Regions from separate parts of the Homo sapiens genome. Here region 2 is linked to region 1. A link is a loop called in an ENCODE intact Hi-C map of the cell type or tissue named here. Cell type or tissue: Calu3. All regions are shown on one strand. Links, peaks and the distances in the headings refer to the core of each region. The heading gives the core; the rest is flanking DNA. Region 1 overlaps CTNND2 (catenin delta 2). Region 2 overlaps CTNND2 (catenin delta 2).

Region 1 (16,668 bases), core at 5,237-13,236:
ACCATATCAACAACCCACCCCATTAGATGAATATACTCCTCATTAAACTTCCTGTTTTCTCTTGTTTCCTGCTTACTTTATCAATGAAACCATTTTCTGGTTTTGACAATCCAGAATGTTGGTCTTGAGATAGCTGTCCTATACTTGGAGACCTGAGCTGGAGGAGAGATTTTGGCAAAAGCATGTGATTTTCTATAGTGCAGATCAAGGGACAATGATAGTGGTAGATAGATGGATGTCACACCAATGCAGCACAAGACTGGATTCCACACACAAATGATTAAATGAAAGGTACTCAGTGTGAAATCACCTTCAGACATGAAGAGTGACACTGGCCCTGACCAGACCTGAAGGCTCCTGAATCTGAGTCTCTGGCATGCGGCCTGAGCTTCTCTCTATCTATAGAAGCCCTCCAGGGGATTCTGATACACAGCCCAGGCTGAGCATCACATATCTGCATTGCAGTGTTAGCCCTAGCTAGTTCAGCCATTTCCTCTTATGAATGGCACTGCCCTTTCCATTCATATGAAGCTGCTTCTCACTGAGCTCTAAATTATTACTTACAAAAGTTCTTAGGACCTTCAAAACTCAAGTCAAGTGCTATTAAGATTGTGCAATGAGCCCATGAATTTAAAATACTTAAGCAAGCTGGGCACAATAACACATGCCTGTAGTCCCAGCTGCTCGGGAGGCTAAGGCAGAAGGATCGCTTGAGCCCAAGAGTTGGAGACCAGCCTGGGAAAGACAGTGAGACCCCTGTTTCTAGAAATTATAATAACAAAATAATAATTTTTAAAATACCTTAGCAAATTGGAGGGGCAAATATGTCATTATTTTGAAATGAGCTATATGTATCACATCAGGTTTTAATATATACTAAACACTAAAACTTTTTCCCAGATTCATTTCCATTTGTTTTCTACATCTCATTTTTCAATATTTCCTTAGCAGAAATCCAAGATAATCAGTCAATGAACATTAACAAAGTGATTCTATGTTCAAGGCATCACTACGTATTGTGACTCAAGGCTAGGCATTTATTTAGATTCTCCATTTCAGAAAGATTCACTAATAGTATTGAAATGTGAAACATTTATTCTCAGAAACAAAAGTCATTGTTTAAACTTCTAATTTTTATTCAAGCATGTACTTAGCAAAAGCCTGATGGTGGGAGACACTCCGCCCCATCTCCGTGATCCAGGTCACTGCATGTTGCAACTACTCATGTTGGAATTCAGTACTCATGGGTCAGTGTATCTGAGAACCTGCACTACCATGTGTGCCGTGACCATGGGATTTTGTTCTGCAGCCAGGAAATCAGCTCAAGCCCAACTTTATTGCAGGTTGGCTTTCTGTGTCCTCAGCACACAGAGACATCCCACCGTGAGCCAACCCTGCCTGTGGCTTGTGGCAGTACCTGCCATCCACAAGGACCTAGGGTGTAGGCCAGTAGCAGCTCATTCTCTCTGTCTCTTGCTCCTCCCTACATGAGCCAAAGATCACCTAGCCCAGTACCCCCAATCACAGCCAACCTCCACAGCACTGGCTACTTTAGATAGCACATGCCCCAGCACACCCAGCTCCAGACTCCAGGCCATCCCTCTACTAACTTAGGTCCTAACTGGGGAGATGGAGGTGGGAGACTGCAAATAATTTGACAATAGACACATTAACAGGAGAAAAGACAAGGTTTATTCACCTGTGTGTGGAAGTACTCAGTAATGAGTAACTCACTGAACGGGTATGGGTAGTAGTTTATATTCCAGCTTAATAGGGGAAGGGTGGATAGATAGGGCTTCTGTTGAAACAAATGGGCTTCGAGGGGAAATAAATGGGGGTATGGCAGTTCTGATAAAGTTTGGTTTATGCCATGTCTCACCCCAGGGCTAAGAGTCAGTCTCTCCTTCTTGGCTGGAGCCTCCTCAGAGGGGACTTATGGCAGCTGCATTCTCAGAAAGCTCAGCCTTTAGTCAATGAAGGAAGCTCAGAAAAGGCTTCTTTTAAGTTTAAAGTAACCTTTATGCCATTCTGATGGGTTCTTTAAGACTTCCACACAACTTGTTTAGGTAGCCTGGTTCATTCAGTACCTACGTCCTTAACCCTGGTTCATTCAGTACCTACGTCCTTAACTCTACCTTCTCCAACCGTTATTCATTCCTCAATCAAGCCTGTGGTGTCAAGAAAAGAAATCAGTCCTGCCACACTTCAAGCCAGCATTCCTATGCCAGGTGGAAAATGGGACCCTTGGCATTGCTCAGCTTCAGCCAGGGACAGAGCTGCCAGAGAGCCCATGCATTGCTCTCAGAAAACACATTAAGGCTCTCAGTCAAACATTGAACAGTAGAGAATATTTAAAAAGTAATGAGAAATAAATAGGCAATAGGAGAGGATGGAAATGTAAAGGCTCTTTATATAAACACAAGCGTGGAACTATCTAGGACCACTTAGTGTAGGGCAGAAGCTCTTTGTGAGAATATTATTATAATATAGAAAAATAAATGATGCTCCCCAAAGAGTCCTGGAGTCATTCAGAAAATGTTAAATCACCCTGACTCTATAGCAAGCCTTCAACTTTCGCAGAGAAAATGCTCAAAAACTTCAGTTTCAGCAGTGCCCAGCAAAGGGCAAGTGCGGTCTTCAAGGAGGAGCTGGGAGATGATGAACGATGGGAGGCAAGCGTGGGGACTGGCGGGAAGGCGGGAGCAGCTGAGGGGATCCCAGTGGACCCAAACTACAAGTTGGGGCTTGCAGGGAGCCTCTGCTGAAGGTAGTAGGAAATGTGCTTCTTACTGCTCCCTTGTCTTCTCTAATACTCCTCTTAGTTCTTTTCCTCTTGCATACCTTTTATTTCTGGCTAAGTGTTGGGCATTGTTGTACATTTTCTAGCTTGACTCCCTTGGGCAAGTTACTTTCTGTCTCTGTGCCTTTGTGTCTTCATGTTTAAGATGGAAAGAACTGCAGTGTTGACCTCCTAGGGCTGTTGTTAGAAGCCATTGAAGACACAGAGAATACTTAGAATAATAGTTGGAACTTGGCAGGCCCTGAGTTAATTCACTGCCATCATTGTCCTCGTGCTTCATAGCAGTAGCCGTGTTGCTGCTCTTAGCCTCAGTTCTTTCATGGGCTTCTTTCGGTTCCTTGGAGGCTCCCAAGCAAAGGTTTTTCAGCACCTCTGTTCTGTGAAAAAGAGATTAAGCATTTTCAGTATATTTAAAGTTATCTCCAGCCTATTGTGATGATGCCTTTTCTCCAAAACCCTTTTTTATTTTCGTTTTATTGTAGGCACAAATCTTTCTAATGCAGATGCTTAATTTTTCCCAAAAAGCAACTTACTCCTTTCAACAAGGTTTTCTATTTGGTCATCACATCTGCATTCTTCCAAGAAGCCCACTGGTAAATAATGGAACAATGAAGCAGTGTCGCCACTAAAGAGTAATCTGCAACCACACAGAAGCTGGAATCCCAAGTACCTGTCATTATATTCTCCTACACATGTGCAGAGTTTGATAAAAAGAGAGAGCCAGTTTTATTATTCCTTTAAGAGGAAAAAACTGCCAAGAACTCCTAAGCTTTAATTACCAAAATAAGCTTGCCTTAAACAAATTCAAACACATGAACACAAAGTAGAAGATCAAATGCATTTTGTGGCCCCATGCACATATATCTTCCATGAGCTTGTATCTTCAAGGTAACAGTGCTGCGTCTTTAATACCCATTAGCGCTGCACTGTCTAAATGGTGCACGCCAGAAAAGAGCCGTCTCTAGGTGTCTCAATGAACCATGAAAAATCTCAGGGAAAATGTATTAATATATTTTTCAGCAAATCCTTTGAGATGAGGATTCTCAGGAAGGATTTTAGTGCATTATGCAATGTAGTTGAATTCCCTCTTCAGTATTGAATATGCTTTGCTTTATTCCAAAGAGCTCAACCTCTTCCTATAGACATTGAAATTCATCTGTTTCATTCATAGCACCACGTAAACTTTTTATTTTTGTCTCAAACTTCTCTGATAAGCTTGCCTCTGCATACAAAAACATCAAAGCCTGTGGTGAAAAATTATTAGAAAAGAAAAGAGAAAAGCACCTTTAGTTTAAGCTTCAAATGAGACCAAATTGATTAGTCATCTGAGATTAACTCAGCCTAGCAGTGAGCTTACAGCAAATCACATCTGTCATCCTTTTCTTATTGTAATATATCTCTTTGAAACTTTCAGTAAATTGCCTACATTAAGTCATATCTTTAAGAGACTGATTAAATCTAAAGCTGAACTAGCCACTGCCCTATATAAGTCTTATTTGTTCTAATACAAAGAAATAAATTGACTCATGGGGAAAAAAAAGCATTATGAACACAGACCAAAAATAAGCCTCACTAATGAAAATATACAAACCCGAAGTGTTATTCGGTAATTTTTCTAGTGTTACTTAAGTGTTGCCAACTAGCAGCTGCCTCAGATGCCCTTATCTGCTTGAGTTTCTAGTGAAAAAGTGGTCCTCCATGGTGCCCAGGGCCGCCGCCCTAAAGATCATCAACACAACCTGTTGCTGAAACAAAGCTGAATTTATTTCTTACTGTGGTAAGGGGGACAGCACTCAAGGGAGCTTTGGCAGTGCCTGGGAGGAGGGAGATGAGATTTTGTGGAGAATTTGAATTCTGGTTTAAGGTGAATCTCCCAATGCTAAGACTTGCCACCATTCAGGATTGGTAGAAACAGGAATTCAGTATGTCTTAGGGCACAAACTGTCTTTTGATACTTTCCATGGAAGAGTCAGTAGGTTTTTCTACAAGTTTCTGGATTGAACAATCAAGTTATTTGCATTGGCAAGAATCTCCTGGAATAGTAAGTGACGTTAATGAGGACAGGGGTAATTAAGTGATGGTAATAAAACCATTTCTATCTGCATGTAGATTTGTTGTCTAGCTGTATGTGTGTCAGGGGAGTATTGGGCAGAAGTTTTAGGAGGGTACATAGTTTTAGTTCTCCATGAACTGAAAGTATATACACATCTCAAAAATTGCTCTGTTTCATCATGGAAAAAAAAGCCAGATGATATTGAGAAGAAATAGAAGCACAGGTAGTACAAAACCATCAATGATCTAAAATGTATTTCCATCTAACAGCCCTTTGGCTCCTGAGTCCACACCTGTACACCCTCTTCAATTCCTCCACCCCAGCTTGATATGGAAAGCATGATGGACTCTCTGCTCTCAAGGACCAAGCCCCGGCCCGCTTGAAACCACATTTACATAGTCACAAACACTGGGATTACCGTGCATGCTTTAAGTGCTGTGGGAACTCATAGAAGATAAACATGGCAGGCAGACAGTGCTTATTAAACGCACAACGTTACGTAGTGAAGAAGCAATAAACAAAAATTTAGTATTTTTAAAATCAAATTTTATTTTGAAGTTTATTCTCAGTTGCTTTGGGACACAAGATCTGATCATGCCACTCTTACTTGCCTTTTGATTAAGTCCAAGGCCAACAAAATATCAGACTATCAATACATATTTGTTTAATGAATAGTTGGTGGATATTCATGCTCTAATTTCATAGAGAACAGGTATTACAAGATCTATAGCTTTAAAAAAAGAAACCTAATTCTAAAAATTAGAGGAAATGACTCAACTCTCATGAAAAATCTTTTGCAATTCTGATTTCTCAGTTATTAGATGAATTTTCATATCTTACATACTTCTTTATTAGTCTCAAACATTTGTATTTTTCTATTCCTCACTTCTTTCCTAAGAGATGTAGATACAATCAAGAGAAGTTCCAAATGCATGAGCTTGAACCAGTGGCTTACAATGCAGCTAAAGCTCTTGTCAATGAAGGCCAGGGTTCTTGTCAGTTTATCTCAAATTTCTACAAGGCTACTAAAATTAACCAGGGAGCTGTGTCTCCATTTTTATATTCTTATTGCCCCAGCCAAATTCTGATATAGCTAATTGCTTGTCCCCCACCCAAAATTCTCTTCTATTTTGGTTAACTCATATCTCTCTGCATGATCTAAGCTTCATAGGTACCCATACCCACTAGAGCTCTGGCCATTGGGCAAATGTACTGCATCCTAGAGATGGCAGTATATGTTAATAAAGAGCCTTTTTGAGACCCTTGAGAAGGAAATTCACTAGCAATTTACTAAGAATGAATGCGCTTTTGTTCTGGTAGGGCAGGCTTTGTGGAAATAAACAACCAAAGGAGAAAAGCAAAGGCTGTCTATTCTGAGCTTCCTATAGCAAGGGGGCTGGCCATTATCACTTGTGTTTTGGCAGAGACTTAAAGGCAGAAGAGTGGTAAATATTATAGTGGAGAAAAGGGAAGCTTCAGTTGTGCCCTAATTGGAAGCTGATAGCACGGAGATGTTATGAGCCAACCAGAAGTGGAGCACCCCTGGTGATTGGTTGGGGTGTATGCCTGGCCTTCTCTGGTTGGTCCTCAGTTGGAAGCAGAGACAAAAACTAGGGAAGCTTTCATTTATGAATCACGTCCTGGCCATCTGGGGCCAAATGTTGCACAAGTTCTGAATAGAGATGGCAATCTGTCTTTCTGTGAAACTAATAGCAGGCTTGCTTCCTGAGTTGCTTATTACAGGTAAGGAGTTGGTTTCCTGGGCAGGATGCTCAGGTTGTGGGTCAAAGTTCTGTTTTTATGCATTGTCTGACCATTGTCCATTTGCATATTCAGTCTCTCCATGGGGACATATGTGAGAGTTATAACGTAATAGAGCTCTGGTTCCAAATTATACTTTATTTTAAATTAGTTTTTAGTTAATTGTCATGAAACTAAATATAGCCAGGTAATTTTGAGAAAATTATCTATTATTAGTTTTTCTCCTTCTGGTACTACATCTATAAGCCATTTGTAGCAGTAGATACAAATTGTAAAGGAAATCATTGTGGAAATGTAAGAAGCAGGCAGTTAACCAAAGGGAAACATTGAACGTAGCTTAGTATCTCCTTGGACCTCTTTTCACTGGGACCTGAGGTGGTGGACACTTCTGGGTGTGTTTCTTGTAGGGAAGGTGTTATTGACTCTGGGTCTCAAGGCCTAGGGACCAATAGACCTGGGTGGAAAAAGAACATGGCTTGAAAGTAGAAAGAAATCTACCAGAAATTGGTAGAAAGGGAAGAAGAAAGAGCATCCAGTTAAAATTCCATAGGCTAAAATATACATGCACAATTGTATCCTCTAAACCACATTAAAAACAAGTTTTCAGGAATAGATTATTGAAGTAGCACTTTGTTCAACTTGCTAGACTCCTTCACTGAAATTGGTTGGGCACTACTATGAGCCTGGCACTGGAAATATCTCCATTCTTATTTGTTAACAGTAGTCTGTATGTAGCAACATGGACAGAAGAGTATTTCCCTCCACTAAGACAGCGAATTGCTTGTGGCTTACAAAGTTAGTATTTAAATGAAACTACTAACTCCCAGGAGGTATAAATGGTGAGATATTTCCCCTTAAGGAAAAAGCACTTTTTATGTTGCTTTTGCACAAGTGGTATGAAACCCAGTTATTTATTGGACACATTCCATGCACAAAGGGGTGGGTTTGGGTGCCTGGATAATGGATAGCATTTCCAGAAAGAAAGTTCAGAAGGAATTTCAAGAAGCCTTGTAATGAGGGATAGATACACTCACCTACAATGCAGGGGAGATGGTTGGTGCACCTGCTGACTGGGGTAAACTCGCAGGCTTGCCAGGGTATCCGTGGGGAGGGTGATATTTCCTTGGCACTGGAGAGTTATCATAACACATTTGGCAAGCCTTACATTTTCATTCATTAGGTTTCTTTCATTAGGTTGAAAGTTAGTGTACTGTCTGTGCCAATGCATGTTTAGACATTTATTTTTCTCTGTGCAAATGTTCCTACTATTGCACTCCACAGACAAGTGAGAGGAAATTTGACAAGCAATTTGTATTATGTCAGTTTTACCAAATCACACCCTTGTCCTCCCCTCTAATCACACAAAAGCCTCCAAAAGCCCATGAGGCATGACGTTCCAGGAGCTTAGGAGGTTATTGAGGCAGGTGAGAAGTATGGAATAGATATCAGGAGGCTTTAGCAAAAAGGATCCTCCCTTTAGCTCCTTGAAATGCCCATCCCTTGACTTTCAGAAGGTGACTTACCTTCCCCCATTTCCAGCAGTGACCTCGTCTTACCTCGGAATCTCTAGAGCAATAGCTTTCAACATGGGGCAATTTTGTCCCCCAGGAGATATTTAGCAATATCAGAAAACATTTTTTGTTGTCACAACTGGTGTGGATGGGAGGGTGCTACTGGCACCTAGTGGGTGGAGGCCAGAGCTGCTGCTGTCTGTCCTGCAGGCTATGGGACAGCCTCACAACACAGCATGGTCCAGCCCAAAATATCAACAGTGCCAAGCTGGAGGAACCCGGCTCCAGATCTTGTACAGACGTCTCTCAAGGAGACCTGGAAACCTGGCAAATTCTGTCTTTCTCCAAAAGAACTATTCCTTCCAATCTTTTTCAGTAGGCATAGATTATGTCTACACATATGTGAAAATCACAAGTCTAGTATGCAATCCAGCCAAATGACACTAGCTGGATATAGCACTGCTGTGACCCTCTACAAATCTGTGCTTGAGTTGCCATAGATGACTCTACCTGTCAGCTCAACACAGGGGCAGTGTGGGGCAGGGATGTTACATGGCTCAACTGTTTAAGTTATGCATCCATGGGGTGGATGGTTGCACCATTAGAGAATATTCCAGAAACTCTTCTGTGGCTAACGCTCTCTGAAACATTTCCTTCTCTCTGCACAGACCCTGCTGTTTCCCAGGCAACTAAATGCAGTACCTAAAAATATATGCATGCAAGATTTTTATGGGGAAATAAAACAATATCACATTAAATTTAGGACTAATATTTGAGATCATGTAAATCTCTGAAGGCAGCTACCCTCACTCAGGGAATAGCTTATGCTTCAGTCTTAGAAACTACCTTGGGATACCTGACTGTTTGCCATGGTTTGGTTTGGGTGGGGTCCTGTTTTATTTGTTCATGGCTAAGTAGATGCAGAGATTGGATGACACTTCATTCAGGGCAGTGTTTGTAGAACATGGACCTTGATCCAGGCCAGTTCCAGGTTCTGGGAGCTCAGGTGATAAAGAGCCTGTATTTCCTTGCCTCAAGGAGGGTACTGAAGTGAATGGACCCTTGTGCTGTGCTAGAGGAATGCCAGGATTTGGGGATGGTGAAGCGGCCAGCAGAAGCAGCTTTGGGAGGAGCGATTTAGGAAAGCCTCCCTAAATGGTGGAACCCCTGAATTGAGCCCGGAGAAGTTGAAGTTAACCAGACAAAGGAGCAAACAATGCAGGAAGCGAAAACAACAGGACTTAAACCTGAGAGTCCCATCTCCTGGAGCATATTTACAAAATTACAAGCAGGGTCACCTGCTAGGAACACAGCAGCTCCCCAGCCCTGCAGGGGTCCTGTTGGCCAGTCCCAAGAGCTGGTATTTTACCTGGTAAGCAAGAGGGAGCTAGCGACATGACATGGTCAACAGAAAAAATGGCACTCACAGTCTTGTGCCCCCAGCCTACTTCTGCTAGGATTGAAGTATGTGATTTGTATTTATTAGGGTGACGCTGGACCTATACCAGAGCAGCAAGCAATGGAATACACTGATCTTTCTATGTTTTTATTGACCTGCTGATAAACGAAAGTCACGGCACATATGTATGCATGTATCTGTGCATCTGTGTGTATGTAGACATGGAGCCATACTCTTTATACCCCTAAATATACACATATCCTGTCCCTCTCTCCGTCCCTTCCCTAGCCAGCACACCCCTTGGTGGATAATTGTGTCTCTTTGGTTTAAACTCAGACCCCAAAACAATGCCTTTTACGTGGGAAAACAATACAAAAGGCATTTTTGCCATCGCTGTTGGTGGGGAACTGTATGTGATGTGATTGGGTCCCTGCGTTCCTGTAGAACCAGTTGCCCAGTCCCGCTTCCTGTGACATCATCCTCCTGGACAGGCAGAGGTGTGTACTGGCAGCTTTCCCTGCTTTCTGAAGCAGCCGGAGTGCCATGTGCAAGTAATCTTTCATTTCCAAGATGAAGAGCCTGTGTGCACACTCATCTCTCTGAGAGAAGCATGGCTTTCACAGAGGCACTCACGGTCATGAAACTCAGCTCATTAACCCTCCGGAAATTCATGAGGAGGCTCTGCTGAGAAGAGTCACTGATGACAGAATTTTAAACTTTATTTTCTGTCCCCAATAATGTTGGTGATTATGCCCATGAAAACGCATGGGCTTTCTGTGGCTGTCAAGGACTTTCTAGAGAAATTGGTCTTGAGCTTGCCATTTCGTCAGTGCTGGCTCTGTGCTTTGTTAACTCCAGGGAGCTTGAAGCCTGTTTTTTTGTTGTTGTTTGTTTTGTTTTGTTTTGTTTTGTTTTAACAGATTTGGACAAAACAGAATCCAGTGGTAGTGACAGTGATGATGGCAGCCAATGTGATTAACTGAAGCATCATTTTTATTTATTTTATTTATTTGCTTTTGCTTATTTGGTCTTAAATACCAAGTTGAGATATCATTCAATGAGATTTCAGACAGCGTTAAAAGTGAAATGGCAAATTCCGTGGGATTCCATATGACTGATGAGACATGATTATTTGTCAAATAAAGCAAAATAGAACTGTTCTTTGTGGTCTCTTCTTCAAAGTAGCAGCTCTGAAACGTACCTAAACCCAAAAGTCAAGCAGTGTGTTGGTTTAATAGGGTTCCTATAACAAAGTGCCCCTAACTGCATGGGTTAAATGTGCTGGAGGCAGGAAGTTTCAGATTAGCGTGTCACAGGGTCGATTGCCTTGGAAGGCTGTGAGGGACAATCTGTCCTAGGCTGCCGCCCTCGCTTCTGCTGATTTGCTGTCAATAGATGGCGTTCCTTGGCTTGTAGAAGCATCGCCTCAATCTCTGCTTCATCTTCACATGGTGCTTTCCTTGTGTGCATCTATCTCTGGATCCAAATTTCCCCTTTCTGTAAGGATCTCTGTCATATTGGATTAGGAGCCCACCCCACTCCAGTATGACCTCTTAACTAATTACATCAGCAATGACCCTGTTGCTACATAAGGCCGCATTCTGAGGGACTGGGGGTTAGGATATCAACATAAGAATTTTGGTGAGGGGGTAACAATTCAACCCAGAACCGGCAGCATACCCGTTTCCACCCCATCCCACACCAAGTAGCCCCAACAGCTGCTGAGCCAGCAGCCACCCTGCCCTGCAGCACAGACAGGGGACCAGCCACTTAATATTTCTGGTTAAAACCACCAAGGAGGAAGGTCCTGAGTCTCCAACTTATCAGTGGAAGACAGGAAGAGAGGACAGAGAAGGGAAGGGAACATTCTTTAAGATAAAGGAGGGATGGGAGAGGAGATAAGGAAAGTGTAGTGGGTGAGATGGTGGCCCCCCAAAAATCTGTCCAAGTCTAAGTCCCCAGAATCTGTGAGTGTGACCTTATTTGGAAAAAGAGTATTTGCAGATACAATTAAGTTAAGGGTCTTGAGATGAGATCATCCTAGATTATCCAAGTGGGCTATAAATCCAAAGCTAAGTGTCCTTGTAAGAGACACAAGAGGAGATGACACAGACGCAGAGGAGAAGGCCATGTGAGGGTGGAGGCAGAGATGGGAGCGATGCAGCCTGATTTGGTTTGGATGTTTGTCCCCTCAAAATCTCATGCTAGAATGCAGTCCCCAGTGTTGGAGATGGGGCCTTGTGGGAGGTATGTGGGTCACAGGGACAGATCCCTCAGTAATGGCTTGGTGCCTTAATGAGTGAGTATCACTCTGTTCGATATTGCAAGATCTGATTGTTATAAACAGAGCCTGGCACCTTCCCCCCCTCCCTCTTGCATCCTTCTCTCCCCGTACGATCTCTGCACACACTGGCTTCCCTTCACCTTCTGCTGTGGGTGGAAGCTTTCTGAAGCCCTTACCAAAAGCAGATGCTGGCACCATGCTTTATGTACAGCCTGCAGAACCATGATCCAAATAAACTTATTTTCTTTACGAATTACCCAGTCTCAGGTATTCTTTTATAGCAGTACAAATGGACTAAGACACAGCCCCAATCCAGTAAATGTCAGGAGCCACCAGAATAAATGCCAGGCCTCCCCTAGAGCCTTAGGCGGGAGCATGGCCCTGTCTGCTGATACCTTGATTTCAGACTTGTGACTTCCAGAACTGTGAGGGATACATTTCTGATTTTTTATGTCACCCTGTTTGTAATAATCCACTGAAGCAGTCACAGGAAACTAATGGAAAGGAAAAGAAAGAAGTACCATTTTCAGGGGCCCTCAGGGTCCCCAGTGGTGGCCCAAGGGGGCACTACCCTGAAACCCCTGAAGTCCTACATTTTTCTCCAGCTCTGCTCTGGCCTGACTCACATGAGGAATAGCAGAACCACCAGCTGATCCTGTGCTGTAGTCTCCAGTGACAGTTTCCTTTGAGCACCACCATCTTTCCCTGTCCCTGTCCACCACTCTGCTCCTGGATCTGTATTCAGGCACATGCTCACCTGAACTTGACCTTAGCAATGTGACACTGGAAGGAAAACAGATGCTGCATAAGCTCTGTTTAACTAATGGAATTTTGTAAAACCAAACAAACATCACTGAATCTTCAGACTTAAAAAGAAGCCAACAACCCATTTATATATATATATATATATGTATTTTTTTTTTTTGCAAGCATGTGTTGTTTCTACTCACTTTGAAAATAGGGTAGGAGGGACTGCTTATATCGGATTATGAAATGTACATAGAAAATATCGTTCTATAATATGAAGACCTCTATTTTTGCTGGATGGATGTATGGATTTGCATGGTTTGGTTTGGTTTGATGAGGCTGACCATAGTCACTGTGTAATAATAGTTAAGCTACTTGTCTACCAATGTGTAGGCTCCTGCAATCCTAGCAGATGATCACTCACCTCCCTGTCGTCTGTCAGATCATGCCAAACGGGCTTGACAGAGTGGCAGGGCAGTGTGCAGGGCATGTTTGGTGTCTGCATTTCAGAAGGTGACACTGCTAGGAAGTCATTCTTACCAAGGGAAAGGACCTCCTGTCACGGTACCTCATTGCAGAATGAGAGCAGACAGGCAGGACCATCAGAGTCCTGCCGGGCAGAGGCTGCTACCCCGCTGTACAACCTGCTGGAAGATGCAGGGCCTGTGCCTGTGGGCCAGTTACTCTCAGCCAAGTGTGAATGACAGCCTCTATCCCCTGCCTGGGCTCCCTAGTGAGGGAGACAAATAGATACTTAAACTTTTCCAAAAATTGCAATTTCAGAAGAGAAAACTCAAACACTGAACACTTTCCTGAGGTTTGAGCCAAGTGATTTACAGAAGCTCTGTGTCTAGTATTTTCCTGCTTTTTTAATCTTCCATGCAATCTCTTTTACTCATCAAATCTTTCTCCTTTGCTACAAGTGAAATCCCATCTCAATAAAGAAATTGCCACAGCACTGCAGCTTCTTTTCTTTTCCTGAAATTTTACCATATTAATATTGCTTGTAAAAAGTGGGTCATCACTTGGCTCAGATATAACAATAAGTCATTTTAATTGAGTGAAATTAGTTAAAATAAACTTTGGTCCATTTTTGGTCTTCTAAGCTCATTTTTTGCTTCTGTTTTTATATCTACTTGGTCTCTTTTTATTCATTTCATCATACCTTATGTTTTTTCTACCTATCTACTTGTGAACAGTTCATACAATTACAACATACAGTTACTGATTTTTTTTAGTATAGCGCAAATACAACTACCAAAGTTTTAAACTCATCACATGTAAATCCTGTATGTTTTATGCATACGACATAAGCCTACAATATGAATGCTGGAATCCTGGGTAGAGTAATAATAATGCTAACAGTTTCATTAAAAATGTCTACTGTGGTTAACTAACAAACATACAGTCAATATTATATAGCCTGAGACATTCTTACAGTTCATAGGAATAGTGTTTTCACTAGCTAGGACACTTGGAGAAATATCTAAAGCACAAACCAATTTTACTAAAATACATTTAAGTATCTTTGGGTTCTCATGTTATTTCTCTTGAAATAGAAATTCTGTGTACTATAAAAATACAAAAGAGGCCCAATTCCTTTATCCTAAAAAAAAAAAAATAAGCTCTGACCTAGATATAAAAAATTTTATAAGCTAACACTATTAAAGACCAATCTCGAAGTGAAGACAAGTGATTGGAAGTATTTTTTGAGAAAGGATACTATCTCTTTTGTTGGTAAGAACCATCTAAACTATCTTGCATCTAAGAAAGAAGATTACCTCCTAAACATAAGGGGGACAAGGCTTTTGTAAGATCTGGAAAAGTTCAGGCACCTGGCATGAAATTAGGGCCCCATTATATGTGTTAGGAAAAGAGATGAAGTGATGGTCCAACCACCCCAAGCCACACCAGGCTTGCTGCCTTCTTGGGTCTATTTCAGCTCTGGAGGAAATCCTAGATGTACAGGTTTTTTATAAGCCAAATCAGACCCTGGTGAACCAGTGACCTAAAGCCACCAAAGACTTCCCGGTATCCAAAGCTCAATTCTATAATTTACATTAGAAGTAGAATTGCCATGTGGAAACCAGCACTTGGCTTGGCTGGTAAGTCCCAGGACAAAAATTGACTTGGGCAACAAAATTACATGAGTTTCGTACAGTGAACTTCCTCTGTTTGAGAACCATCTTGGAATTCATCCATAAACATCTCATTGGTTAATAAGGAAGATGAAATTTTAAGCAAATAATTACATATCCTTCTTTAATGCCACATATCTCTCTAGTTTACGAAGTCCTCTGTGAACAAGGTGTGCGTGTATAACATAAGAACAAGACAGATGCATTTAGGAATAAAGTGTATTGGGGTGAGCTGCTCCTATCAGCCAACACTAAAAACAGACTAACATACGTCTTCTCTGACCATCCCTTTTTCATAGTAAGAGTTTTTCTTTTAGTTCTAGTTTTCATCAACATTAATTTAAGTTGTGAAATTACAGCTTCTGTGGTGTAAAGATCTGTGTGCACTTGGTGACATGAAAACTTAATCAAAGGAACAAGAACAGTAGCAGCAGGGCCCCAGACTGAGTCCTCAGACCCCCACTTCTCTGGAAATGGAATGGATGCCATGCCCAAGACTGCTTTCTCTATTCTGATAAGTTTCTCTATTCTCATAAGTTTCTCTATTCTGATAAGTTTGGCAAAACCTGTGCTTAAACAAAGTTGAACAGTTGGCTTCATTGTGTCTGTTGGTCTGCTCAGAGCCTTTACTTTGCTAATTCAAAGTAAATTTGCTAATACATTATAAATCTCTGAGATGAGTATCAAGTACAGTATTTCCTGCATTTATGTTGCAGTGAAACCCTATTTATAACATAGCACCTTTTAAAACTAGTATTCCCCAGACCTGCATAGAAGTAAATAACAACTGCAACAGGATAAATATGAATGCAATTTTCAGTGATCAAAGTGCTGTTGTACCTTCTTACCTTGTGTGGTCAAAAGCCTCATGCAATTTGTTTATTATCAGTAGACATAGGTTTGTTAGCTATCATCCTATCCTCAGTTTATATGATAGAAGGATAAATTATATACATCAGCAAACTAGATGCAACTTCAATGAATGTTTTTGGAATGACTGGCTGAATAAATGCATGACAGGGAAGGTGTCACACAGGTGGTAAAGGCAGTCTATCCCTGTGAAAAGAGCTCAGAGGAAGGAGTCAGGAGGGTTAGGCTGGAGAAAAGAGCTTCTGCCTAAGAGACTTATGGTCACCAAAGCTCAGGAGACAGCTCTGTGACCTTTCCCATACCATTTAACTTCTATTTGTCTTCTAGATAAATTGGAAATTATACCTGCCATTTTTATATCCCTAGGGTAATGTAAGACACAAATGGAAATAATGAATATGAATGTTCTTAAAAAAGTTAGAACACTACATAATGTCATCTATGAGTAACAGCATATGAAGAAAACCAACAGATGATTCCCTCTCTCCATATCCTTAATTGGGTCTGATTTTTATTTTGGCAGAGGTGTAAATCAATTTGGAAAAGCAAGAATGAGGGAATGTGATTATATAATTAATCATTAAGCCATTGCAGTAATCAATGAATTACTGCTATTCCAATGTCGCTCAGGTTGGAGGACTAATTTCAGACTCTATTCCTGAAAACAAACTTTTCTTCAGAGAAACACTGATCTCATCTGTCTCAGACAGACAATTGTCTTCTGAAATTTTCATCTTAGGAGAGTTCTTGGGTCTTTGCTAGATAGCAATCTTGACCTAAAAATAAAACACCCTTCATAGGTTTCTCTCCTGAAGCTAGAATCAGTAAGTTTAAATTTTCATCATTCCTTTCTGCTAAAATTAGTCAATGAATTGAGATAATTATTTTTATGGTTATCATGCTTAATAGTTAATCAAATTATTTAAATCCTGTTAAAATGTATCATATTAGTTGCTTGCCTCATTTTCAGTATTTCTCAAAAATCAATTTATTTCTAGTTCAAAAAGGAACTTCAGCAAATCTCTTGTTAATTAACTGCCATTTTTATTTTTAGAACCATTCTTATACTAGTTAAATATGCATATCTCAGCCACCTTCTTGCCCA
Region 2 (16,668 bases), core at 5,458-13,457, 140 kb before region 1:
CACTGCCAGAAATGATTCTCTACTTTTAAAGCCCCGTGTGATTAGATTGCGCCCACCGGGCTGATCCAGGATTCTCTCCATGTTAGTCTCCCCATTTTAGATTCTTTACCTTCATCCCATCTGCAAGCCCCTTTTGCCATGTAAAGGAGCCCATTCATAGGTCCTGAGGAGTCAAATGTGGACACCTTTGGAGAATGATTATTCTGCTCCCCACAGTGTCTGAGGGAAGTGAGCACATGGAGACCCCTTGGATTTAGTCGGGGGATGCCAGCCTGGTGTTGTGTGGCTTTGAGAGTCCATCATCTGTGGACTTAACCTGAATTGGGAGAAATAAGTCCAGGCAAAGGTTCATTCTGGCATGATGCATTTCCCACTCGAAGGGAGATTCCTCGATTCCCATTGTCTCTTCTTTAGGAAACTGGAATCACAGGAATTGTTGCCACCTTGCAACATTTAGATACTGGCAGCAGAGGCAGCGCCTGTCTCCAGGTGCATCATGGTTTGACCAGGGAGGCAGAAGCACTGTAGATGACATGGAAAGGGGGACTTGTTATCAGGATTAGACCTGACACCACGGTGAGAGCTGGTGAAAACGCCTGTGGAAGGCTTTGCCGCTGTGTCTGGTGATGGGCCTGCAGTTGACACGGGCCAGCAGGCAGCAGTCAGAAAGAACAGCAGGATGTGAAGCAGGGGAAGCCAGAGCCAGCTGCCACTCATGGGGACAAATGGCACCCCTCTTTTGCCTCTCGCTGGCTGCAAATCTGCCACATGAGTGATACACAAAGCTGCCGCTCTTTGCCACGGAACTCTGCATGATTATTCCTGGCCAGGACCTAGGGAAGTGGAAAGAGGGGATGTGGTGGGAGCTGTCAGAGCTGTGGCCTAAAAGGTGGAGCAGCAGCAGGGGGTACGTGCACACACTGCAGCAGCCCTGATGCCCTCTGCCCGCAGCCCTCAGAGCTCAGCACTGTGCTTCACTTGGACCTGCCAGGCATCCCGCAGATGTCTCCATGGACAGTCTCAACCTGCAACCAAGCAGGGAGGGAAATCCTGGGAAGCATAGTTGCAGTTCAGCTGGGGTGACACAGCACAAACCCACCACTCCAGGTCTTATATGAGGTGGTTTCTTTCCCTTCCTACATAATGGAAACCTTTGATTTTGGATTTCCTCTATGGGAGTCAGGTGTTTTGGTCCAGTGTCCCATGAGTGTGTTCTGTCCCGTGACAAGCCTTCCACTGTCCTGTGGTTTGTTAGCAGGTTTTCCTCAATCCTATGGGGCAACAGTGATTTCTCTGCTTTTTATGATGGAATTGATTTGCTCCCCTATCCCTACGAAGATTGCAAAATCACCCTCAACAGACTCCTGAATTGAAGCTGCTCTTGCCATTGGGGGAACCTGCTGCGCCTTCAAGCCCAGACCTCTGCTGTGTGCACTGCAGGCCACTGTCTCTGCTTGCTCCTGCTCTAGGCCCTGAGAAATGCATTTTTCCAGCACTTCTTTTTACTGCTGGGATGGGATGTCCTTCTGGGATTCATTTTCCTCTGCTTTCCTTCTGCAGATCTCAGGAAGGCTCAGTTCTCTTGAACCTGCTTCCTAAGTTGGACACTTTGCTTTTCAGCACTTGGAAGTGTAGCAGTGTTTGCTGAAATTGAATCCTGCCTGCCTTCTACTTTTCCGTTGTTCGTGAACCTGAAAGCATTGCACTAGAGGCAATATGCTTTTCTACCATTCTCTTCTAGATTCTAGAACAGGACTTGGCAAGCTTTTTCAGTAAAAGGACAGATAGAAAATATTTTAGCTTGTAGGCCCTAGGTCTCTGTTACAACTACTCAACTCTACCTGTGCTGGATGAAAGCACCATAGATAATACATCAACAAATGTGTATGGCTGTGTATTAAACTGTATTTATGCAAGCAGGTAGCTCAGGCCATAGTTTATAGAACCTTCTATTTCATACTGTCTTCTGCAACCAAGTTCTAACAGAATAAAGAAGAAGGCCACATTGTCACCTCATTACTGCTAGGGGTTGGGTTGGAGGCCAGACTCCAGGCCTTTTAGCCACATTGGTTTGCTCACACAGAATGCCAGATGCCAGAATTAGTTAGACTTATCTACCATGGCACAGGCAGCCGTTGGATCAGGGCAGCTTCCCTTCTCCTCTGCCAGCCACTAGGGCACATCTTATGGAGACCAGGGGAAGCAGAGTTCCTCATGGCCTTTCATCCCAAAGTGGAAGAAGCTCAGAGCTGGGCCAAGCCCTGCACGCTTACTAGTGCCTTGGACAAGTTCCTCTACCTCTCAGGGGAAGAGCAAGTGAGGGGCTGGGAGAGTCCAGTGTTACATAATTGTGCTCCATTCGCAGTAAGGAAACATCAGGCCTGGGGAAGAATCCTTCCCAGTACATTGCTGTTAATTCTGATGGATCAATGATGGGCAGAGGAGATAAGTATTTGGTCTACCTTTTGATGGCAAGTCATCTCCTAACCAGCTTTGTATCTCATGCCTTCTATGCTGAGACATTGCCCATTCTTGTCTCCTGTCATTTTGAACATTTTAGGATTATCTCTTCACAGAGGCAAGCCCAAATCATATGCACAGGCAGAGGGCAAAAACTTACAACCCTCAGCACTGTTCTGATTCCTAATTGCTTCCCCAAACAGACTGACTGTAATCCAATTAGGAAATCCACACCTTTAACTTTCTGTATACTCCACCCTCAGTCCTAGAGACAGAAGCCATTCTGTAGACTGTGAGTCTCATTCATTCATTCATTAAACAAATTGCTGCTGAGTGCCTACTATAGTTAACCCTTGAACGACCCAAGAGTTAGGGGTGCTGACAACCCCTAGAGCTGAAAATTTGCATACAATTTGGCTCCCCAAAACTTAATTACAAATAGCTTACTGTTGACTGGACACCTTACCAGTAACATAAAAAGTCAATTTACATATATTTTATGTACATATTATATACTCTATTTTTACAACAGTGTAAGCTAGAGAAAATAAAATGTTATTAAGAAAATTATAAGGAAGAGAAAATATGTATGCACTTTATTAAGTAAGAGTGGATCCTCATAAGGTCTTCATTCTCATCATCTTTGTATTGAGTAGGCTGAGGAGGAGGAAGCAGAGAGGTTGGTCTTGCTGTCTCAGGGGTGGCAGAAGTGGAAGAAAATCTGTATATAAGTGTACCTGCGCAGTTCAAACCATGTTGTTCAAAGTCAAATGTATATGGAAGTGAAGTTTAGGTGCTTGGGATACAAGGAGTAAGGACCCAGGCACCTTACAGCCATAGACCAGCCTTCCTTATGATATGGCTTTCTTCCTAATGGTCAAGATCATGGCACCTGTTTTTCAAGGAGCCACATGGAGGAAGGGAGAAAAGAAGGAGCAGCATTGAGAGGAGTCTTGGTATTTCCATTGATTCATATGTAGAGGAGTGAACTGTGTCAAGACAATAAGTGAAATTTCATAATCTATTAACAGAACCATTGTGGGCTATTAGAAGCTGGAACTCGTAGACCTGCCCTCCTAACGCTTGTGTCGTAGTGGACAAGACAGACAATAAACTGAGACAAATAAATCTGTAATTTCAGCATGTGACAAGTGCTGTGAAGAAAAATCAAGCAGGCTAAGGAGATTAGAAAGGGATAGAAATTTACTACTTAGAATGAAGTTTGAAGAAAGGAAAAGCCCCGGATAATGATCTGTTAAACTAGAGGAAGTTTTGTCTCCCATACGTGAAATCTGGAGTTAAGTGTTCCAAGGTGATAACGCAGCTGTATCCCATAGAGTCTTCAGAAACCCTTCTAGCCATATGGCTTCTTCCAGCCATAGCTCCCCCTTCCTTATGGGATGGCTCTCTTACCAGTGACCAGGATGGTGGCACCAGTGTCTCAGTGAACAAGACATTTCCATATACAGTATTTGTTTTTAATTTTTAAATTTTATTTATTTTAAAGTTCCAGGGTACGTGTACAGGATGTGCAGTTTGTTAAACAGGTAAATGTGTGCCATGGTGGCTTGCTACACCTAGCAACCCATCATCTAGGTATTAAGCCCAGCATGCATTAGCTATTTTTCCTGATGCTCTCCCTCACCCAACTCCCTGACTGGCCCCAGTGTGGGTTGTTCCCCTCCCTGTGTCCATGTGCTCCCATTGTTTAGCTCCTACTTTTAAGTTAAGTGAGAACATGCAGTGTTTGGTTTTCTGTTCTTGTGTTAGTTTGCTGAGGATAGTGGCTTCCAGCTCCATCCATGTTTCTGCAAAGAAATGATCTCACTCCTTTTTATGGCTGTATAGTATTCTATGGTATATATATATACCACATTTTCTTTATCCAGTCTATCACTGATGGGCATTTGAGTTGATTTCATGTCTTTGCTATTGTGACTAGTACTGCAGTGAACATACATGTGGATGTATTTTTATAATAGAATGATTTTTATTCCTTTGAGTATATACTTAGTAATGGGATTGCTGGGTCAAATGATATTTCTGGTTCCAGGTCTTCATGGAATCACCACATTTTCTTCCACAATGATTGAAGTAATTTACATTCCCACCAGCAGTGTAAAAGCATTCCTGTTTCTCCGCAGCCTCGCCAGCATCTGTTGTTTCTTGACTTTTTAATAATCACCATTCTAACTGGTATGAGAAGGTGTCTCATTGTGGTTTTGATGTGCATTTCTCTAGTGATCAGTGATGTTGAGCTTTTTTCATAGGTTTGTTGGCTGCATGAATGTCTTCTTTTGAGAAGTGTCTGTTCATGTACTTTGCCCACTTTTTAATGGGGTTGGTTTTTTTCTTATAAATGTGTTTAAGTATTTTTGTAAACTCTGGATACTAGACCTTTGCAGATAGATAGACTGCAAAAATTTTCTCCCATTCTGTAGGTTGCCTGTTCACTCTGATGATAGTTTCTTTTGCTGTGCAGAAGCTCTTTAGCTTAATTAGATCCCATTTGTCAATTTTTGCTTTTGTGGCAATTGCTTTTGATGTATTCGTCATGAAATCTTTACCCGTGCCTATGTCCTGAATGGTATTGCCTAGGTTTTCTTCTAGGGTTTTTTATAGTTTTGGGTTTTACATTTAAGTCTTTAATCCATCCTGAGTTAATTTTTGTGTAAGGTGTAAGGAAGCGGTCCAGTTTCAATTTTCTGCATATGTCTAGCCAGTTCTCCCAGCACCATTTATTAAATAGGGAGTCCTTTCCCTGTTGCTTGTTTTTGTTAGGTTTGTCAAAGATCAGATGGTTGTAGATGTGCAGTCTTCTTTCTGAGTTCTCTATTCTGTCCCATTTGTCTCTGTTTCTCATAAACAGTCTTTTTAAGGGAGTTGTAGTTAGTTGTGCTATGGTAAGATTAGACTGCTAACATTTATATATGGGTAAGTCAAGCTTAATACCCCTTCTTTATTACCTTTGTCACAGAGTAGGACTTTGCAGATGCCTCTAGAGCCAATATGTCACATTATTTCCTGTGTTTTACATTCTTATTGTTGTCCAATGTGCCTAACCTGAGAATCCAGGTATTCTCTGCATTTCTTTCTTGTGGACCAAGAAGAGATAAGCATACATTTACGAACACCCACACTTACCGGTCATAGTGCTACGTACCGTCCAGTCTATCATTGCCTTGAATACTCCTGAGGTCCTGTGAGGTTGGATGTAAGGGGCATGCTTAAAGTCACAGCTGGTCTGTGGTACTAGTGTAGTCCTTGATTTCCAAAGCCAGTCTGCTTTACACCAGTGATTTTCCAGTTTCTCCAATCATAAGAGTTTCTTTGGAGGCACTTGATAAAACAATACATATTTCTGGACCCTAGATTTTCACGATAATAGCTTGGGAATCCACACATTTAGCAATACCCTCTCGAGGTTCTTAGGATCATGCATGTTTGAGAAACACCACTTTCTACTTTAACAGGACCAACAATTACAGTGGACTGCAGAGGGGTGGAGGATTAGGAGACATGGATGTGTTTTGAGAGACGCCAAAATAATTTGACGCTAATGGTAACTACACTATCCAATGAAAATATATGGCCCGTTTATCACTTTTTTCAAATTAGAATGAATTTGAGGTTACCTCATATTACAGTGTGCTTCCTCAAGTGAGAGAGAAAATAAGTGGAATCGCTTCCACTGGATATAGAAGAAATTTCCTGTATCCCCCTCTGACTTACAGCCAGCAGTAAGCAACTGTTACTGATGGCAGTGTTAACTGGGGTGGAGCTTGCATATATTATAGTCCTTTACTTCCCTATGAAACCTTGTGAAGTTTCATCAGAACCTTCTGTACACCGATCAGAGAGTGTTTTGTGAGCATGATCCATTTTACATTCTGCAGCAGTAAAATGTTGGATGTTCTTGAACCGTCTGAAGTTGCCTTCAGTTTTCACCTCCGTGATCATTAGGGCTGGTGACGTGAGATGTATCTGTGCTTATCTCTAATTACATTTCAGAGCATGCCAAAATTGTATAAAGGCTTAAAGGAAAGTTTTTCTGGGTCTTTGTGCTTTGTTTTGTATTTGCCGAGATTGAAATGTACAGCGCATTTCCATTTGTTAGGTCTGACAATGCATAACTGATTTGTGGCTTTACTTTGCAACTCACGAGTTACAAGTTAATTAGAAACACTTTTCCCTAATTATATTTGAGAGTTTGCTCTATTTGCTCTACAATTATCACAAAAATTACATTAACTAGTGTTAACGAACACAACATAGCAATCCCCACTGGATCCTGGAGGAGAACACCAAATTATATAACGTCTACATCCCTTGCCCAACACCTGGTTTCCTTTCCAACAGATGTTTTTGTTTGTCATTCCTGATGAAACGTTTGAAATAAACTTCCTTTTTGGTTATCCGTTAGAGGATGAAACTCAGCCTAGAGGAGGAGAAGCTTCAGTTTTGCACATGCAAAACTCTTTTCACTTAGCAACTCGCTCTTCCATCATGACGGCTGTTGTCGTTGCCATCATGGCAGCTGTGTACATCAACTGTGTGCCATCCCCAGGGAATGCCCAGAAGAAGAATCTCTGTGAAGTGGTTTCCTAAAATAGGAGCCTGTATCATGAGGCCTGTAATCCCAGAGAAGTCAGGAAATGGGACTGCTTAGAAGGTGACCTTCTTGTCTTCCTTCTTTCTTCTCCAGTTCACAATAGATGCCTGAGCAGCACTACAAGGTTGCTCAGTCAGGGTAGACAAGAGCATATGGAAATGATGTAGATGTGAGCTCTGTTCTCCAGGAGCAGTCCACTGAGTTAGGGAGAGGGAGATAGAGAACTGTTCTATAAGAAAAGCATGGAGAGAGGGCCAGAGGAGCTTAGAGGAGGAAAGAGAAACTTCAGTTGAAGAGATCAAGGAAGACTTTATGAAGAAAGCAACATTTGAAATGGGTTTTAAAGATGCATATGGGTTTGGCGTGCAGGTAATGGGAGCAGGAGAATAAAACATGGGCCACGAAGGTTACAGGGGCAAACTCTCTTTGCATGCTTCTTTAATAAGAATGGATTGAGAACTGAGTCATCCGTGTGCATGCAGGGGTGGGCATGTGTGTTCTTGCACACCTGCTCAGACTAAGGCACAAGCACTCCTGCGCAAAGCAGCTTCCTTCTGCATATCTGCTTGCCACTCTCCTTGCATTGAGTCCGAGTGCTGCGGGTTCAAACAGTCTGGTCTTCTCCTTCCATCCATATTTGCCTTTTAATCTACAATTCTTCTAGAAGTTAAGGGCCTTTGGGTGGAAGGAATAATGAGGAACGTGCTTGATAAGTTTCTACATAACTTGATTCACTTCACACAAAAATTGCTAGGGACACACCCAGAGTCAGCTGTGTCCTCGTTGATGAGACAAAATAATTCCACAGACTATTAATTCACAATAGTGAACAAGGATTAATCTACTATGCAAATGACAGTCGGCCAACTTAAAAGTTAGGACATATTTTCAGGCAATTTAAAAACCATGGAACCTTGAGCATAAAAGCATTCAGTACTTCAAGTACAGCAGTCTATAGCAAACACAGTTAGCACTTAAAATTATGATACATATTAGTTAAAAGAGCTGCTTGCCCTACATAGTATTTGGCTTTCATGCATGTTGGATTTTTTTTTGAGAAAATGGATTTTAATTCATAAGTGCAATTCTGTTTTCAAGTGGCATACCTGCTCTGTTCACAAATTTATTTTCTGAGGCTTATCTGTGCAGTTAATTAAAAGCAAACATAAACATGCGCTCTTATCTGGTTTCCAGATATACTTAACAGTGAACCACATTTGCATTCACAGGTATCAGTAGAAAAAAGGCTACTTTCATTTCTCACATTTTATGTCAAATGATTCTTTTTAGATTAGAAAGAACCATCCCCCATCCTTTATTCTTAAAAATTATTCCCCTCCATCGTTAGTGAGAGGCAGTAATATGCATGGAAATCTAAGACTGCGAGATACTGATTTCAAAGCATTCAGAAACACTTTTATTAACCAAAAGAAGTCTTGGACATTAACTTTAGCGGTTTTTGTTATGTTTCAGTCTTTGCCTTTTAAGTGAGTTTGCAGTTTTGAAGCAGATGTTTAATTTTATATTGGTTCTACGCATGCTTGTGGTAATGAAAGAAAAGAGTTTGAGAGAAAGAGAAAGAGGGAGGGACAGAGAGAGACAGCATGAGCGAGTGAGAAAGAGAGAGAGTACACAAAACTAGGCCAGGCGCGGTGGCTCAAGCCTGTAATCCCAGCACTTTGGGAGGCCGAGGCAATTGGATCACTTGAGGTCAGGGGTTCGAGACCAGCCTGGCCAACATGATAAAACCCTGTCTCTACTAAAAATACAAAAAATTAGCCAGGCACGGTGGCAGGCACCTGTAATCTCAGCTAGTCAGGAGGCTGAGGCAGGAGAATCACTTGAACCCAGGAGGCGGAGGTTGCAGTGAGCTGAGATTGCACCACTGCACTCTAGCCTGGGCAACAGGAGCAAAACTTGGTCTCAAAAAAAAAAAAACCAAAAAAAAAAGAAACTAAATTGATTTGCTCTTCTTTAGCAGTGGGGCCTTAGCTGCTGGGTATCTGTACCCGCTAGCTGGAGAGTGTCGATGCCATCCTCTCTACTTTTGACCTTGGGGCATTTTCTGATCTGTGTAATCACTTATGCACAGCCAATCACGTGCATCCTTTATTAAGGACACGTATGGGTGGAGGGGCATGTTAATATGCCTTACTTTCCATGCCTTTTTCAGGAGACTTCCTAAGGCTTCGTTAAATTAACAGGAGATAGAAATTTGTATTTAACATACAGTTGTAGTTATGAGATGAACATGGATCATTTAGGATTTTCAAGCAGTCTATCAATTTAATAATTTTCTGCAAAACTGCCCTTGCTATTAACTTAGTTATTGAAGTGTATAAACACAGATGTGAAATTTTTTTGTCATGTATAAACTTCACATTGAGCATGGCTAGGTATTTATAATTTGAATCTAATGAAAATGGGATTGAAAAGAAGGAAATGATCAGGTGATCTCAGAAGGGCAACTCTCCCAAAAGCAAACACTATGTCTGATTAGATAAGCCACATGCTTAGTGAATGGAAAGGAATATCTCTAAAATTTGCTGATCCAAACTCCAAATACCAGGATCTTACTAAAATTCCCTTTACCTCCAGGGGGCTCCCTCACCATCTCTAGGTAGCTTTCCTAAAGCTGCTTGCCATTAGGGCTGCAGTGTAATGAAACACAATCTGAGTTGCTATGGAAACAGCTATATCTATGCAAATTACCTTTTAAAAAATCATTAGGCCACAGAAAGTCTGTCAGTCATATGAAATTTGCAAGGACAACAGCCCACAGCTACCCTTGGCATTGCTTCTCCCCATTGACTGTTGCCAGTTTCTTTTGCTGTATCTCTTTTATACAAAGATAGTATTACCCAATCCTTGGGGGACATGGCTAGTAGTAAGAGTTGCGGGTGGGAAGTTGAGGGCGGGAAGTTGAGGGCAATCACCTGCAATTAAGAGTTTTGAAGCCATCGTGGGCAGTGGAAAAGCTACCTAGACATGGATGGGGGAAGAGAGAGGTTGAAGTTGAGGCAAATTTACTTAAAACCAAGTGTCTCACATCCATCCCTCTCCTCCAAAAACTAAGTCACTAACTTTACTTGCACACACAGACATATATATACAGGTGTGCACACTCTTAGATGTGCACACGAAGGTGGGTGCATGCAAACATACCTGTGCAATGTAGGCATACCCACACAGACCAGCACATGCAGGCATGAACATACATGCCCGGGTGTGTGCATGCACACACTACACACGTACACACCACACACATATACCACACACACACTACACACACACCCACACACACATACCCCACACACACCACACGCCCACTCACACCACACACACACCCCATCCACACACACACACCCCATCCACACACACACCACACACACACTCCATCCACACACACCCCACACATACCACACACACCACACACACCCCCCACACACACCCCACACACACCACACATACATCACACACGCCACACACACCCACACACCACACACATACTACACACACACCACACACATACTACACAGATACCACGCACCCCCCCACACACACACCACACACATAGCCTCCACACACACCACACATACACACCACACACATCCATGCACACACGCCACACATAACACACACACACATCCACACACACATGCCACACATACACACACACACCACACGCATTCACCACACACACACCACACAGACACACACACAGACACACACACACACACATACACACATCCACACACACATGCCACACATAACACACACACACACCACACGCATACACCACACACACACCACACAGACACACACACAGACACACACACACACATACACACGGAGCCTCCTGGGTTTTTGGCTATCACACAGCCCTCCCTACCATCCTGCTCTACCAGACGCAGTTCCACACTGGAAGCACTACTATCCCCGACTTCTTTGTGTATCTGTTCTATACACTGGGCTTGGCAGAAGCTTCCACAGTGCTTTTAGAGCTTGCAGTTCTCTCAGCTGGTCACCATGGCTCCCCGGGGCACAGCCTGTGTGCTCTGCTGGTTGTCGCCATCTCACCTGCTGCTTCCCGGGCAAAGTGGCCCCACATGTGTCTACCCTGAGCCCCCAGGAGACTGCAGCTATGAGGTAGTAGGTAAGCCAGAGAGAAAGAATGGCTCACTGCCCCTTGCATTACAATTTGTACTAGAATCCCTGAAGAGCACTTCTTATACCCCAGGCATTACAGAAAGAGCTTTTCCCACCTTAGCCTCTTTCCCGGGAATTGAGACTTGCCTCTCTGTTGCTGGGCTAAGGGCGAGTCAAATAATGGCTCCCACTCCAGTCATTGGGTCCACCCTCCCCGCCACTGCACCCTGCTCCTGGTACCCGCTGGCTGGTTTGCATTCACATCAGTTCCCTCCTAGGAGCTTTTCCTGCCCCACCAGTCAGCCTCTGCCCAGCCTGCCTAACCTGCCCAAACACATCCCAGACCTCAAGTGCACAGACTTGGTTCTTCCCCAGAACCTCCGGGCCCACATACTAGTAGACTCTGTCAGCTCCACATCCTCAGGCAACCGGGAGTGCTCAGCCCTGTCTGAACTCTGAAGAGGACAGAGACATCAACTCAGATGGGAGCCAGCATCCCTGCTACATGGGAACTCTTTATAGGAGTTGCCAGTTGGCATCGTTAGGAGTGATGTATTTCAGTTTGGTTCTCTAAAGAGCCAGATCACATTTTCACTGTTTTCTACGAGGTAGCAGGATCTAGAGTGTGTTGCTCAGCTAAGCCCTAGGGCAAATATGGAAAAGAGATCAGTGTTACAGACCCTGTCCCCAGCAGGATAAGTGAGGTCCTTCTTCACTCTACATCCTGCCTTGGGGGTCAGGGACATGAACAGAGGAGCCCATCTGCTTGCAGGGACCATGATGCTGAGACTCTACAATATGTGAGGCACATAAGCCTTGCTTGTGCTTTCAGTGTGTGAAACTTAAAAGTGAGTTCTCAACCAATCGCTATTATGTTTCTTTCTTTAAATGCTTTAAATATTAACCTAGGACTCTGCTTCCAAAATAACATATTACATTTAAGGCCACATGACCCTTGTATTAGTCTGTTTTCACACTGCTATAAAGAACTTCCTGAGACTGGGTAATTTATAAAGGAAAGAAGTTTAATTAACTCACAGTTCCACATGGCTGAGTAGTCCTCAGGAAACTTACAATCGTAGCGGAAGGCCAAAAGGAAGCATAGTGGAGGAGAGAGAGAGAGAGCGATGCGGGGGAAGTGCCCCACTTTAAAACCACTGGATCTCATGAGAATTCACTCACTATCACAAGAACAGCATGGGGGAAACCACCCCCCATGATGCAGTCACCTCCCACCAGGTCCCTCCCTCAACACATGGGGCTTACAATTCGAGATGAGATTTGGGTGGGGACCCAGAGCAAACCATATCAACCCTGTTTTTATTGCTAGTTACAGAATTAGTGCTCTAGCCTCAGCGATCCCTCAATGAAGGTCATTGCTGTGAGTTATTTCTTCAATGAGCAGAGCCTTTAGTTTATTATTTCCAGCAAATAAAATGTGTGTCATTGTTATCCCCATGTTAGGTTGAGAAGGAAATATTAAAAGGTTAATGTAATAAGCACCAAACCAAAAGTTCTTCCATGTTTACGCAGCATCATTTTGGAATACAAATACCTGCTTTCTCCAAGCCAATTACATATTTTTTTAAATATTATATAATATCCAGGGTTATCTATTCTGAGAGTCATTTAAGCCTTTAATAAGAGGGTTGAGGTGTCAATAGGTCCTCAGCCCTCAAATTTACTAACTTTTAGAAGTGGAGGTCAGAAAATGATTTTTTAAAACCATATCTCTTATAACAAATATATCTCCTATCTCCTTTGTGAAGATAACTAAAAATGGAGACATTATAGAATGTCAGGGTTAGGTACAGATAAATATGTATATTTAGTCCAGGCATAGTGGCTTATGCCTGTAATCCCAGCACTTTGGGAGGCTGAGGTGGGTGGATCATCTGAGGTCAGGAGTTCGAGATAAATATGTATATTTAAAGGCATGGTTCATATTTTCTGTGATAACCTTGTTTTAGGAATATAGTACAGTGCTCTGTTTTATGTTTTTTTGTTTTTTGTTTTTGTTTTTGTTTTTTTGTTTTTTTGTTTTTTGTGCTTTTTTTTGAGATGGAGTCTCGCTCTGTCACCCAGGCTGGAGTGCAGTGGTGCAATTTCGGTTCACCGCAACCTCCATCTCCTGGGTTCAAGCGATTCTCCTACCTCAGCCTCCCGAGTAGCTGAGACTACAGGGCACCTGCCACCACGCTGGACTAATTGCTCTGCTGTATCTTTAAGAATAAAGGCCCATGTGATTTGCCTTGAAATGTGTCCATCCAAGAGACTGTAGGCAACTGAAATTGAGAAAAGTTAGTCAAGCTATGAAAAATTATCTGCTCATTGTTGAACATACCATCTTCATAATTAAGAAATAGTTGTAAAATATATGCACTGTCATCTCAGTGGGGTAATTTTAAATAAGAGTTTTCTAGCTATAAGCTATTGTAGTTCCACAGTATCATAAAGATCAGTAGGACATATGTCTTTCTAAGAGTTAAATTTCAATATAAGGCGAAGAATGTATTGTATATGTCTTCCTGGTACACTAAATTGATAATCATCATTACATTCTTTGCCAACTTAAAATGATTCAATGTTGTGAGTGCCCTGAGTCTAATTAATTTTAACAAAACCATTTATATACCATAAATTTCCAATTATATATATACTTTTTAAAGAGTAAAATTCTGCTAGGCTCTACTGATGTCTTACATCTCAAATTTCTCAGACCTCCATAACCAGCATTTGCCTCATTTTGTTAGCATCATCTTCCATTATGACGCATTGTTAATCATACTCCTCCTACCAGGACTCATATCACAGGTTTTCCATTCAAGTTGTATCATCTCTGCCTCTCTATCACCTACATTAACCTATAAGCTCCTTAAGAGTAGGGGAAGTTTCATAGTCATGATTGTTTCCATGATGTTCAACCCAGCATATCATAGGAGTTCAATAAATCCCTCTTGGACTAATTTGGTGGAAACTATATTCCAATTTTCCCCACATTGAGCTGCATTCCCAGGCTTCAAGAGTATTCCTCAACTAATAACCACTGTTGTGTTCTCCTTTTAACCTACTGAGAAAAAGGCTTAGGTCAGTAGCAGACTTATTGGTATTCACTGATGCTCATCCATCTTTGATTTCATAGTAAGACTTGCTTAATGTGTGAGTCATCATGGGTGACAGTATGTTAACACATCTATAAAGAATACTTGAACACTATTGCAGGAATAGAAATGGGCATTGAGAGATCCCATTTCTATCCTAAACAATATAAAACCAGCTTGAATCCTAAGCCAACTTTGTGTCTTCTTCAAGTCTTCCTTTTCTATTTCTTTGCCTTCGCCAACACCACTGCCAGAATATCAGTAGCTACCAGGAACCAACAAGTATCATCTTATATACATTCCTCTGGTATAAACAACTTGCTATAGTATTTAAATTAATTGATGCATGTTTTCTTGCGATGGAATTGAGGATACTTTTTATCTGATGATATGATTTTATCATCACAAATCATAATTCACCTAAGGAAATAAATGGCACTTCTATCTAATTATTGCCATAAAGAACAACTTAATATCAAAATGACAAAGGTTGTTTTTGCAATATATTATTCAGAATTTAGATGGATGATATAAATTTCCATCTAACTTGATCCATGTAGTTTAATGAGAGCATTTTGTAGATCTAATTATCTGTGAACAAGACCAAAAAAAAGTTCCTCAAAATTTCACTTCCTTTAAATATTTTTTTAGTCTCCAGGAGGTGATAGGTAAAAGCTTCTCTTAATAACTTATAATACATATATTTTATACATATATTTTGATTAATTTTTCTATATTAAAAAATTCTGGAATCACAAATAAGGAGTGCCTTAGAGTCTTGTATAGGCCAATAATTTTTTAGCTGTTTTTTGTCCTTTCTTTCTGTCTAAGAACAATGGGTGTCCTGACTATAGACAGTGTTAGGTATCACCATGTTGTAGATACATAGTAAGAAACTGAAAACCAAATGCCTTGAATTTTATAATTGAATATCAATTTTCCTATCTAGACACCTAGAAACAAAAGCACCAGGATTTCCCCTGAGGGTAAAACACAGAATGTCTAAACCTCACTCTCTTCTTGGGGCCTTACCATCAACTTATATAGTCCCTGCTGAGAACCTGAGTGCATTGGAAATTGTTGACGTGAAATAAGGGATGTAATACTCATGCATCTTTGCAGGAATTTATAAACTCCATCTGTTCATAACATTCAATCACAAGATTATGTACCTGGACCTCATTAGCTCAGCTCCCAGAAGAGAGGTCATATTTTAATGTTATTACTCTTACTCTTATTAAGAGTTTATGTAAGAAACTTATATGAAAAACAAGTCAGCAAATCCTACAAACTTGGACTTTTAGATGCTGTTATGTCATTTGTTGCTAAATCTGTGGAGGATGGGACAAACAGATGGTTGTTGAGTAGGGCAGTGCCATGAATCCCTCCTGCAGGGTAGGAACATTAATCTGAGAGCAATGACATGATAGATTGGAATAAATAGCCAGTTGAGATAAACAGAGGGGGTGAGCACAGTCAGGTTATGGTTGGATTTTTAGCTAGAAATTATGAATCAGTCATGACAGTAGAGCCCAATTCAGATTTTGCTGGATCTTGAGTTCCCATTATTGCAAGTTAGGATAAGGAAACCAGTCTTCACAGAGTAAGGTGGTTTGGAGAAAGAGGTAGAAGCTACTAGATAGTTCAATAGGATCTCACTCCATGAAGGAATTCATCTTGTTTTCAACTGTATCAGTGCTTACATTCTCAACCTCCAAACACAGTAAAATGGATAAACTTGGTAAAGTGAATGACTAGAGCTTTGCATCCTTAGACTAGCAACAGAGACAAGAGTTTGCCATGGAAACAGTGTGTGAATATTAATGTCCATTGTCAACAATGAACATGTCGGTGGCTACATGTTTCCAAAGCCTTTTTACACCTTGTGTTTATAAATCGTCAAAGCTTGCTCTCACCAAGACAGAAGATGGGGGAATCATGTCAGTGGGAAACAGCAAAAATAAATGTCCCCTGGATTTTTAAATAGAGGATTCACTGTAGAAAACAAATGAATTAAATGATACCATGAAAAGAGAAATACAGGTGTCAATAGACTAAGGGTCACAAAAATGATAAGAAGAAGGAAAAATAATGATATTGGGCATCAGTACTAGTTCTGATAACTTCTCAGTTCTTTAGCGTCTCTACAGCTCTGCAACTTTTAGTAGCTTAACTTATGTGTTCATTCCCATGCATGACCCAACTGGGAAATAAAATAACAAAAGAAATGAATTGGCATTTCAAAAAACAACATGCAACCAGCTACTACACTCATAAGAAGAAGGTTAATTAAAAGGAATGCGCATGGGAAGGAGATGCCATGTCTGCTAGTAGATCTCCAAAGAT

Evidence for each region. A loop is a pair of places that touch in the nucleus more often than their neighbours do. Peaks named below come from ENCODE experiments on the same cell type or tissue, not always from the same donor. Only the 100,000 strongest peaks of a DNase experiment are listed, where the experiment ranks them.
Region 2: a loop joins it to region 1, with 11 times the contacts of the local background. A loop is called at or near these places in 3 of 110 quality-filtered maps.

What each region holds. Positions count from the first base shown.
Region 1 is chr5:11,040,596-11,057,263 of GRCh38, reverse strand. The region is part of intron 16 of CTNND2 (catenin delta 2); the gene reads left to right. Among named protein-coding and RNA genes, the nearest start is that of CTD-2154B17.1, 260 kb to the right of the region's middle. In Calu3, for the core only: no CTCF peak of the experiment used is centred there; a DNase peak (open chromatin) is centred at 8,303.
Region 2 is chr5:11,175,904-11,192,571 of GRCh38, reverse strand. The region is part of intron 11 of CTNND2 (catenin delta 2); the gene reads left to right. Among named protein-coding and RNA genes, the nearest start is that of CTD-2154B17.1, 400 kb to the right of the region's middle. In Calu3, for the core only: a CTCF peak has its summit at 9,667 (motif pointing right); a DNase peak (open chromatin) is centred at 9,691.